3 separate regions of the Mus musculus genome follow, and regions 1 and 3 are each linked to region 2. Evidence: chromatin loops called from intact Hi-C (ENCODE). Cell type or tissue: gastrocnemius. All regions are shown on one strand.

The links. Peaks named below come from ENCODE experiments on the same cell type or tissue, not always from the same donor. Only the 100,000 strongest peaks of a DNase experiment are listed, where the experiment ranks them.
Region 1: it touches region 2 in a loop (3-fold over the local background); 24 of 42 quality-filtered maps call a loop at or near these places.
Region 3: it touches region 2 in a loop (3-fold over the local background); 23 of 42 quality-filtered maps call a loop at or near these places.

Annotation. Positions count from the first base shown.
Region 1 is chr7:120,096,485-120,100,484 of GRCm38, reverse strand. No RefSeq gene overlaps it. Among named protein-coding and RNA genes, the nearest start is that of Dnah3, 3.2 kb to the right of the region's middle. In gastrocnemius, CTCF peaks have their summits at 1,896 (motif pointing left) and 2,475; DNase peaks (open chromatin) are centred at 1,892 and 2,457; H3K27ac peaks cover 428 bases.
Region 2 is chr7:119,847,333-119,851,332 of GRCm38, reverse strand. It overlaps Rexo5 (RNA exonuclease 5), which reads right to left. Exons shown (of 20, transcript NM_001370778.1): 20 at 2,390-2,601. The coding sequence ends at 2,520. Among named protein-coding and RNA genes, the nearest start is that of Dcun1d3, 46 kb to the left of the region's middle. In gastrocnemius, a CTCF peak has its summit at 2,037 (motif pointing left); a DNase peak (open chromatin) is centred at 2,045; H3K27ac peaks cover 1,691 bases.
Region 3 is chr7:120,053,639-120,057,638 of GRCm38, reverse strand. It overlaps Dnah3 (dynein, axonemal, heavy chain 3), which reads left to right. Exons shown (of 61, transcript NM_001370806.1): 19 at 2,945-3,036. Among named protein-coding and RNA genes, the nearest start is that of Dnah3, 40 kb to the left of the region's middle. In gastrocnemius, a CTCF peak has its summit at 1,911; no DNase peak of the experiment used is centred here.

The sequences.
Region 1 (4,000 bases), 250 kb before region 2:
CTAAGCTCAGGTTGATCCACTCCACTACATCTGCTGTTCTTGGTGATCATCCCATGGTACTGACATCTCCAATACACTGGGGTGTTCCACTCCAACTAGGCTTCCCCAATAGCCTCTCATAGGCTCTCTTCATGGTGTCAAACCTCAAATCCTTTGCATGACCCCTTCAGTCCTGGGCCATCAACTACAGCTGAGGCTACACCTTCTCCAATGGCCTTCCATGACCTCTCACAGTGCTGAGCTTCAGCTCTTCTTCCTGACACCTTCATGCCTTCAAAACCAGTACCACCTAAGTGACTCTAACACATTACCAAGTCCAGCCGCAGCACAAGATACAACCTTGGCTATCTCTGGAACACAGCTTCTTTGTGCTCCCAGAAAACAATTCTCAGAAGATTTCACCTCAGTGATGCCGGTCTCTTCTTAATCATTGCTAATTTCTTAGCTCCAGCTGACCAGCATCAATTGTCCCAGTAGTTCCTTCCATTCTTAACTCTAGAGCCAGAGCCACATGGCTGAAGCTGCTGAGGTCTTCTGCTTACAGGAACTAGAACATGATCCCCTTGTACTATTACATTATCACTAGCTTTATGTTTTCTAAATCCTTCACTGCCTAAGCTTGGCTATCCTGGTTCTTGCTCTGTAGATTGACCTTGAATGCAGAGATCAGCATTCCTGTCTCCTGGGATTAAAGGTGTGTACCACCATGATGGATCTAAATTTAGCTGGGTAGGATCTTGCCCCAAAGTCCCACTCCCTTAATCTGTTATCTCCTAGAACACAAGATTTTGTTCTATTTCACTTCCTGGCACCCCTTTAATATTCGAACCATATATTTTATATTTTTCCTTTCTAAGCTTGCTGTGATTGTTCAAACTTCTCTTCCTATTAATTAGCCAGAGAACAAAGCTGGGCTTTTTTAAAAACTTCGTTTGTCAATGCAATTAATCTGAGTCTCTTCACCTCAGCCTCAGGCTGACTTCTCAGACAAGGGCAAAAAGTAGCCACATTCTTCACCAAAAATTTCACAAAAACAGTCTTTATGCCACATTCTGAAATTCTTCTCCTTTGAAATCTCTTGGGCCAGGTCAACACAGGTCAAATCACTCCCATCAACAAAGTCTTCCATATTCCTACTAGGATGACCCATTAAGCCCCATTTGAAGGATTTCACTGCTTTCCAAATCCAAAGTCCCAAAATCCACATTCTTTCAAATAAAAGCATGGTCAGGCACAGCAATACCCCAGTCCCTGGTACCAACTTCTGTATTAGTCAGGGTTTTACTGCTGTGAACAGACACCATGACCAAGGCAAGTCTTATAAAAAAACATTTAATTGGGGCTGGCTTACAGGTTCAGAGGTTCAGTACATTATCATCAAGGTGGGAGCATGGCAGCATCCAGGCAGGTATGGCTCAGGCAGAGCTGAGAGTTCTATGTCTTCATCCAAAGGCTGCTAGTGGAAGACTGACTTCCAGGCAACTAGGGTGAGGGTCTTAAGCCCACATCCACAGTGACACACTATTCCAACAAGGCCATAGCTCCAAATGGTGCTACTCCCTGGTCCAAGAATATACAAACCATCACAAGTTCTCAGGTTCTTTTCACCCAAAGGCCCTGTACCCATTGCATCCTGAAGAGTAACTCTGGGTAAAAAAGAGAAACCATGGGGGTTTTACTGAAGACAACAGAAAAGATACCTTTAAAGAACTGCGTACCTATCAAGCACATAATAGGGACTCAAAAACATTTCATGGGAGGAGAAGGAAGGGTAGGAAGGTAGCTCAGCGGTTAAGAGCCCTGCTTGCTCTCCCAGAGGACCGAGCTTCCATACTCAGTATTCACAAAGCAGGCCATAACCCTAACTGTGACTCCGGTTCCAAGGAATCTGGCGCCCTCTCCTGGCCGCAGTGGGCACTCTATGCATGTGGTGAAAAAACACGTACCAACAAAACACACATACGCATTAAGTAAGTAAGTAAGTAAGTAAGTAAATAAATAAACGAATAGATAAATAAATTAATAAATGCTTTACAGATACATTCCAGGAGGTTGGGAGATGGTGGTAGGTTGTTTTCCTGGCATACCCTTGGGTTGTGTATCTAATCCCTATCACTAGGAGAAATTGATGTTACTTCAGCCACCTTATGTTCCAAGAAATAATTAAGCTGGTAACAAAAAAAAAAAAAATGAGCTTGGAGATGACTGATGGGGGTGGTAAGAAGTTTAAGGAATTTCACTCCAATTCCACTGACATCAGAAAGGGGAAATGAAGCACACAGTGGACCATGAGTAGTCAAGGGCGTGTCCCTGAAGTTTTTAGTTTCAGGCACTCTCGTCTGGCTTTACACTTTCGGTAGCTGCAGTACCACACAGTCCTCACCCAGGGAGCTGGGGATGGGTTTGTTTTCCTTAGACCAAGCTGTGGAATATTGAGGCGTCTCTGGGATTTCAGCTCAAGGGTGCCACCTAGGGACAGCTCTTTGATCCTCTAATCCTCCTCCCCGTGCATCTTTGTTGTGCTTCTCCTGGAGAGTCGCTGCCTCTGCTTCCATTTCTCCTCTTGGGGGTGGGGAATCTACTAGCACCTCTGTAGCATCAAGAACTTGACTCTTGAGGAACATTCGAAGGATTTATAAAATAAACCCATGGGAAGCGTCTCCTAGGCCTTTCCACAGCTTCTTACAGCAGTGGACTGAATATTTTTATCCCTTCATCCCCTGATGTGATGGTACTAGGTGGTGGGGTGGGGACCTTTTCGAGGTCAATAAGTCAAGGAGATGAAGCAAGCCCTTATGAATAAGATCAATGCCTTATAAGGGGAAGAGCGGAGAGGAGAAGAAAAGGAAGGAGAGGAGCGAGAACTTTACCTCTTTCTACTAGGGTACTAGGAAAGAACACAACAAAAAGCTAGCTGTCTAGACTCCCTGCCGGAATTTCACCATGCTGACACCCAGACTTCAGACTTCCAGCCTTTTGAATTATAAGAAATGTTTCTTGTTGTTGGTTTTCTTTTTTAATAAGTCATCAGCCTGTAGCGGTCATACTAGCCCCAATGGACCTAACATACTTGTTCTAGTTAAGCAATTTTTTCACCCCTCTGAGATCTATCCTGAGCACTTGGCTATGAAGAATAAGAAATTGGGGGTGGGGGGTGGGATGTCTTCAGCAATGCATTCACTTTAACTGTTAATAGCCAGAGCGGGAACATGACCTAAATCCAGCTGACCTCTCCTCTCATGTGGTGGGCACGAACACCCGCAGATCACATCCATCAGTGAACAGAAGGTCTGGTTTTAATATCTTTGAACACAGCTAGTGTTGAAAGCACATTACAATATTTCAGACAAGAGCCTGACTCCTTACCCAGGAGCCCATGGGCTCATTAGCCCCATGCTTCTCTCTACCCTTCACACACATGGATGCAAGTCTGTGCAGCTCACTGACACAAAGGGCTGATCCTGTACAATTTATTTATGTGCTGAGCAGCAAAGCCAGACCTTGTATGTGCTAGGCAAGTGTTCTACTACATGCGAGCCACATCCCAGACCCTTTGTGTACTTTATGGTAAGAAATATTATCATAAGGAATGAGGAAGGTCAGGTTACTTTAAAGTATAGAGAGCAGAACCTTGAGCATAAAGTGGAAAAATTCTGAGTTGCTTGGTGTTTTTAATGGAGCTGAAAACATTTATGCCTTGGGAAGTTGCTCTGTGGAAAGAACAGTAAAGAAAAGTTTCATGTTGTATCCACTCTGATAAAGAAGAGTCAAGGTCAGAAAACTTTGCATCTCTGTTTTACTTTCCTCGAGCATGGAATTAAGGGAACAGGAGATGGGGAGACAGGCATGCACCACAGCATCCTGAAGGAATTTAACAAGTCTAACTTGGTTTTGAAAGAATTTTGAAAGCAGCCATTTAATAAGCCCTTTGGATGCTGGTGCAATGGTGAATCTTGGGTAGGTGTGTGTTAAGTATAAGTGCTTGTGTGCCTGTGACTAT
Region 2 (4,000 bases):
ATGAGTTATATTACTTACTATATTATTCAGCTATTTAAAAAGATCTGAATAATGACAGAAAAAACTTAACCTTGTAAAATATTGGCAGTCATTGATTCTGGGTAGTTAAGTGTGTCTTTTTATTTTCCAAATTTACACTGACTTTCCTATTTATTTTATAAGAGGTCATTTTCAGAGAGTCAAGGAAATAAACAAATGTAGCTTAGTGTTCTGAACAATCCCAATATAGGGACAGGAATTCGAAACCAAATTGGGTTCTGTAAAAACCTCTTGAGTTGCCCTTTCCTTAAGACTGCTCCTTGGGCAGCTGTCTTGGCAGCTCAGCATTGGCTGCCTAGAAGGGTGTGGGAGGAACAATGTGCAAACGCACGTATGAATGGAATGTGTGTTTTGCAAGAGGCCAAGTTGGCAGCTTTGGTTTCCAAAAGGTGGGAGCATCAGCTGGAAGAACACAGTGTGCAGAATCTTCGGAGGCTTTTGCGGGCCAGGTCCATTTCTTCAGTTTTGCAGTTGGGGCCTGGGGGAAACCCTCATCCATTCTGAAGGAAATGGAGTGCCTTAGGTTCAGAGTGCCTTGATGGCTTCTTGGAACAGTTTGCAAAATCCCCTAATGTTTGCCACTTATGTGCTCTTAAGTTGGACTTTTTCTAACAACCATGAAGTAGGTTCTGAGCTCCCATTTTAAGCAGGGTCTCATAGGAAAATAGCATTTTTACTGCTGTTCTTGACATGTTCCACAAATGGAACTTTGAAGTCTCATACTTATTAAAAGTAGGTATTTCCTCATCTTATACAGCTATGGAAATGAACTCAGAATGACCCAAACACACAGCAACAGAACCAAAGTTCTAACCCAGGCCTGTCTATGTCCAGGAGAGGCACTGTCTATTTGGACCGGAGCCTCAAGGGGTAGATACTAATTGAACCCAAGCTGGAAAAGAAACTCAAGTTAGCCCAAGTTTCCTCCAGTGGAGGACTCCAGGAAAATGTGTGTCAATTTCACATCAAACCTTTGTTCTACTTAGGGTCCAACTTATAGAGAGGCTACATACATTTAAGGGTTAAACACTATCTAAGTGCCCAACTTTAAAGTTTCAGAACTATTTCTTTTCTCTCCTAACTATAATAATGCTGAACTTTTTTTTTTAAAGTAAAAACCAGGGCATCACTATGTAGCCTTGTGGCCTGGCTTTCAGACTCAGATCCACCTGTCCCTGCCTCCAGAGTACATGCATCACCAAGCTTGCTTGGGTTTTCTTGTTTTGTTTTTAGTTCTTAACCTCAGATATCAAAGCCTTTTGTAAAATATGATTTACCTGTCATACTATTCAGAAATACTGTTAACATCCTGGCATATAGCATTCCAGGCTGGGTTCTAATTGTATGCATAGCTTTGTATATTTACCCTACACATCAGGAATCAAAACTATATAGTACCCCTTCACATGCACAACTATGAACAACTAAGTGAAGTTATCTCCATGGTAAATTCTGAGAGCCCGATGAGGTGCTTTTGATCTCAGAAGGCAGAGACAGGTGGATCTCTTTGAGTTTGAGACCAGCATAGTGGACAGCCTGGTTAGCTACATAAAGTGAGACCCTGTCTCAAAAAGCCAAATAATAATAATTCTATGAGATACTAGCATCTGCTTGTGAATTAATAGTATTCAACTTATATTGAGCAAATAATTAAAACAGCTAGGATTTGAAGGGGGATGTGTGCACACTCATTCCTTTCTAATAACCCTATGGTATCTTCTACCCTACGCCCCGCTCCCCTTTTTTTAATACAAGTATCTTAACTACTCTCACTTTTTCAAGTGGAATTATAGGATCTGTGTATACAAAGCAAGGTTCTTGGTGTGTGTGTCTGAATTTACTTTCTCAGGATCAGTTAATATCTACAAGATTAGGAATTGTGGAGCCATGTCCCATCTTTCCAACACAGCATTACCTGTGAGAGTCACCTTAAAACTTAGCACTGTGAGTTTGAAGTTTCCAGTTTCCAAGTAGTGCCCTGTCCGATGGGGACACCTGCTGGTGAAGAGTGATGCTGCAGCTATATCCCAAGGAGGAGGAATTCCCAAACATGGGATTGAAAGCTAAGTCTCTTCCACTCTCTTTGCTTTTGCCAGATGTTTGTTCAGCCTATCTCCACCCCCTGGCCCCCTTTTCTAACAGATGCCAAGGAGTCAACAGTTTAGCCAGTTACTTACAGAAACTTGACAAACTGGCTGGATTTTCTTTTCTTGGCCTCAGTATATGTCATTTAATGGTAGTGCTACAGGAATCAATCAGTACCTGTGTAATAAACTCAGACACAAAATACTCATCCACCCCCACCCTCCCCCAGCATTACCACCACCACCACATCTAAGAGGAGGAAATGTTTTGAGTTTTAGGCATTTATTGGAATTTTGAACATGACAATATACTTTAGAGGGTATCCCAAAGCTATCTGAAAGAGGGAGAGGCTTGCCATCATTGCATGTGAAATGGCACTTGGAAAGTGCAGAGACTCACACTCTCACGCCTGGGGTATCACTTTCTTCTTCCTCTTTTATTTTCATCAGTCCTAGGCCAGGGTGCGACCCAAAAGCACTGCAATAAATAAAAACAAAGACATGCTGGGTTTTGTTTTTTTGCCTTTTGTTTTTTCAAGTCAATGTTTTCTCTGTGTGTAGCTTTGGCTACACAGTCACTCTGTAGACCAGGCTGGCCTCAAACTCATAGATATCCACCTGCTTCTGCCTCTTGCGTGATGTGATTAAAAGTGTGTGCCACTATCCCCTGGCTGAGGAAGTAAGTTTTTAAGTAGGCATGTGCCATACACCAAGAGGCAGCTTTTGTAAAGTTGCCTGCTGGAGAGGGCTCAGTGAAGAAGCCTGATTCATATCCTAGCTCTGCCACTTAACAGATCAGTGGCACCAAGGTTTAAAGAAGCATAGTAGTAACCAGCATTTACTGGGTTCTTTTGTAAAATCAAGTATGGACAGTTTTAAACACTTGTATCACTGGGCTGCTTTTAAGTTTTAAAAAGACAAGTATTCATTCCATCTTCCAAGGAAAGACTCAGATATAACTTGTTTAAATCATACAGTTGCAAATAAGAACCAGGTTTCAGTAATGAGAATCTGTCCTTAGAGTCCCTAGAAACTAGTGTTAGTCTTTTCAGTTTACTTAAAGCTTTGTTAGTACTACTTGAAAATCTTTCTATTGCTTCTTTAATGATGCATGTTATTGGAATAGTGCTTTGATACCTGTTAGTTCACGGTCACATTTTTATGAATATTCATAGGACTGGGTTAAGAGAACTAATGGAGCTTTTTGATACAAGACAGGCAGAAAATGAGTAAAACACAAATGGTTAACTAGCAAGTTAGTAAGTACTAAGTCTTTTATGCAGGTTTCTGGAGTCAGATCATTATGGTTGAAAGCCTGACTAGTTACACTTACTGAGTGACCTTGGTAAATTACTTAACAGAGGCATTACTGCAATGTTTGTGCTTAGTAAGAACATGAATAATTTAATTCTGACCCAGAGTCTATCTATGTAGCACAATACTTGCTTATTAAGGGTTTGACAGATCTCCATGTGTCAGCCAGTGAGTTTCCTGGATCCCTGCCCACCTGCACCACACCAAACCTTATGGGTGTAAACATACTGTGTCCTGGCTAACTTTGGTGAGTATCCTAAACACTTACCTACCTGCCCTGTTCCTAAGCCTGAGGCTCACTGTTAGTGACCCTATGTTCCTGCTTAGCTAAGACCTTGGCTCACCCAATTGGCTCGGCTTGTATAACAGCTATGCAACGCATTTACTGTTCCTGCTTACCACTGAATTGGAATTAACCCTGTTCATCCAATCCAAAATCAACATTTAGTATCTGAAGGATTGACTACCAACTCTTGATACTCAATCTGAAGCCAACCAAGCATGGGCAACAAAACCAAAACTTCCAATCAACAGAGGTGGGCTAGAATCAGACATATAACCCA
Region 3 (4,000 bases), 210 kb before region 2:
TGGCCTCGAACTCAGAAATCTGCCTGCCTCTGCCTCTCGAGTGCTGAGATTAAAGGAGTGTGCCACCACGCCTGGCCTCCCATTTCATTCTTAACAACCCTTTGAAATATTAAGTAATTTGTCATGTAGCTAGTTAGTGGACCAGAAGTGAATTGGAATATGGGTCTGTTTGGCTTAAGTCAATCGATGACATGAGGGTTAGACACCCCTAGAAATGAGGAGGAAAACAGTAACTAAAACTAATAGTGGCCCCAGGCAGGAAGGGATGAGTCTCTAAAGTGTATACCCAATAGGCTGAGCAGGTAAGAAAGGACATGTGTCACCAGATACACTATGGCTTGTCTCCACTCAGTCCCAAGCCTGGCAAAACCACCATCTTCCTAATGCCTCACTCAGGAGACTATTTACATAGATTCTGGTTCTGGCAAAAGGCTCCAAAAACTAAGCCACCTGTTATCTCTCAAGGCCTGAGGACAGATCTTCTTGGGTCCCAGAACAGCTGGGGTGTGGCTTCTGGCCATTTGAACTTTCACAGCAAAAACTACTAGTACCTGTGCTTGAGTTATAGACTTTAAATATCAACAAGGTTTTGCTGATTTCATTTAAAACAAGACGGAACAAGGAAACACATCACATTAACGGGTAGCCAGTGTTATGGACCAAAACTGGCCCGAAAGCTCAGAGGTGCTGTCCCTAAGAATAGAACTAGCTGCACATCATACTGATGCTTCTAGTAGCCACACTAAAAGATTGCAACTTTTTCTTTTCTTTTTTTTTGCAGTAGTGAAGTTTGAGTCTAGTAACTTACACATGCTAGGCAAGTTCTCTTCCACTAAGTCACATCCCCAAGCCATACTTTATATATTAAGTGAAGGGAAATGAGCAAAATAGATTTTATAGATATATGCTACCTAAGCTAGTATATGCTATCATTTATGTATCCACCAACTTGGAAATCAATAGTGTGAAATGTTTGGTTCTACATTCAAAGCACATTTCAATTCAGATGAGCCACGTTTGAGATTCTCAGAGGCCATAAGTGACTGATGTCTACATAGACAGTATACTTCAAGGATCTTAAAATTAGAGAAACAAATGTCTTGTCAATATTTATAATTATTTAAAAAAAAAAGAAGAATTCAGAAATCCTGCCAATCTCTGAGTCCTCACTGTGGGCCAGTTACTATGCTAAGTACTTTATGTAACTGTAATTTGTCCCAGAGATAGTCGGAGTGTTGCTGTATTTTAGTGTATAAGAGAATAAATGGGGCCAGCAAGATGGATGAGCAAGTAAAGGAACTTGCCACTAAGCCTGATAGCCTAAGTTTGAGCCCCAGGAACCACATGTCAGAAGAAGAAAGCCAAGTCCTACAAATCATCCTATGACCTCCACATGTGTGCACAATATCCAAGTGTGTGTGATATACAAACACAGACAGACAGACAGACACACACACACAGACACACAGACACAGACACACAGACACACACACACACACTAAATAAACGTTTTCAATAAGAGAAAGGTCAAGGCTACCAGGAACATCCATGCAGACTGTGTTCTAGAAAATTCTGTCGAATGTTACCTTTGTCCAGAGCTGTTCAGAGAACAACACAAACAATTTTACATAAGAATCCTCTAGGAGACATTAGAGTTTTGTGGAAAACATTGATTAGAGTCAGAGTTGGATCCAAATCCCAATTCTGCTATTTATTAAGTGGACAGTCTTAGACAAGATCTTTCTTCCAGTTCAGATCCCTTAGATGTAAATCGAGGTAACACATTACTTGCTATCTGTGGTGCTATAAGACCAAAATAAGTGCTTGAAGCCCTTGAAACAATATTATTCAAAATGAGCCCCCAATAAATGCTCATTATTTTTACTCTATTACCATACTGATCCTCCAGAGGTCCCCAGAACCCAGACTGGAAGCCAATTGAGCTCTCTGGTTTAATCAGGCTTTTCCTCCATAAATACTTACTGGTGTCTACCAAATGTCAGGTGCCAAGGACACCGGGTAAGAGAGGATGTGACATGGGGCTCACACTCCTCTCTGCGCTGGCATTTTCTAATCCTCTGGCAGCCTAATAGAGGCAAAACTCAGCTCAGATATTTCTTAGGAGTATTTTTACTGAAGAGGTAAGCCAGAAGAAGTACCACACCAGCCAGATGGGGATCCTGACAAATAGCCTCTCCCCCCACCCCCACCCCACCCCCACATACACCCGGAGAGGACAGGGAGAGCTTTTCTTATTCTGTTGTGTCTTGGGAGTCCTGGGATTAAATCTAGGCACTATGGTTTACTGTGCCATGACTAACCTTTTGCTTTAAATTTGAGACAAGATCCCTCTAAATCATCCAAGCTGGCCTTGAACTCACTCCATAGCCTAGGCTAGAAACATTGATTCTCCTTTCTCAGACTCCTGAGTAGCTGAGATCACAACCCCAGTGTAGGGAGAGCTTTCAAAGGGGAATCCTCCTCAGCTCAGAGCACTGGAGAGCATGACTGACAGATGATCCCCCTTACTCAGCAAACATTCACTGAGCTTGGATCACAGGCTGAGCTTTCCATAGGCCCCTGAAGTACAACTGAGGCCCTGTTCCAGACTTCGGGTGCTCATGACTCAATAGGAAGACAAAAGAAGAAAAGCAGAGTGAGGCTCTGCAACAGCATCTGGGACCCCCCCCCCCCCGACCTACACTGTCAGACCCACCAGTTCCATGTGACCATTTAACTGAATGTGAGCTGGTTACAATGAATTGAACACAAACAGTTCAGTCCTTCAAACACCAGCCCCAGTTTTAGTATTCAACAGCCTCCCGGATTGTTAGTGGTACCACACTGGCCAGGACAGATGACAAAGGTTCCCATTCTTATAGCCATCCTATTGGACAGCACTATGTCACATAGCTACCTCTCGTCTCCTCTCCTTTCTTTGCAGATCAGTGACATTGTTGGCTATGAGATAAAGCCCACAGAGACCACGTGCCTCGCCAATATGCTGGAATATGGATTCGGCAAATTTGTTGATAAGTAAGGGTTTACCCCTCCCTTCCAGATGGGTTTTGGTTCAGGGGTCACTGTGATTTCTTGATTCAAGGTGAATTAACCATTAATGAACCCCACTTGGGCTGACTTAGTTAAGTGGCTAGCTCTTTTTCTGCTGTAGTGGGGACTAGAAAAAGAGTCAGGGATTTTATTTCAAAGGAAAACTAAAAATGAACTGTGATCCCAGCTCTTAGTACTTGGAGCAGAAATCACTGAGCCTTTATGGGCCTCAGTTTCCACAAACAGCAAACAAGGAGTGACTCTCCAGCTGCTAAAATCAAGGAAACACACTATGATGAATGCTCTCTTTGTTTTCTCCCTCCCCAAGTGCCCTGAAACTCGAGTGTGAGAATTTGTGTTATCTGAATGGCTATTTTTAGTTCTACTAGAGTCTGTGAGGAGGGGGGGGGCATATGTATGTTTGGGAGTGTGAGGAAAGAGATGTGTGATGGGTGTATATTTGTGTGTGTGTGTGTGTGTGTGTGTGTGTGTGTGTGTGTGTGTGTGTGTGTGTGTGTACGTGTGTGTGTGTTTTCAAATGAAGGCCAGATGTCAACCTGGGGTGTCATTCCTTAGGAGCCAAGTAGGCTAGGCTTTCTGGCCAGTCAGCCTCAGGGATCTTCCAGTCTCTGCTTCCTCAGTGCTTGGACTTTAAGAGTGCCATCATAACTCACTACAAGTTTTTTGGTTTTGTTTTTTAACCTGGATGTTGTGGGTTATTATAATGCAGGTCCTTATGCTTGTATGGCATGTGCTTTTCTATTGAGTCGTCTCACAGCCCCTCAAATGCTATTTTTAAAAACAGTGATGTTCAGAATTTTATTTGCTTTCTACATTTGCTTTAAAGCAATAGATGGAGAGACTTTACACTACCTCAACTTAAGTCTGTTAGACAACTTGGATACCTAGGAAGATGCTCATGGTCCTCAGGGCGTGGCGCCCAGGGCTG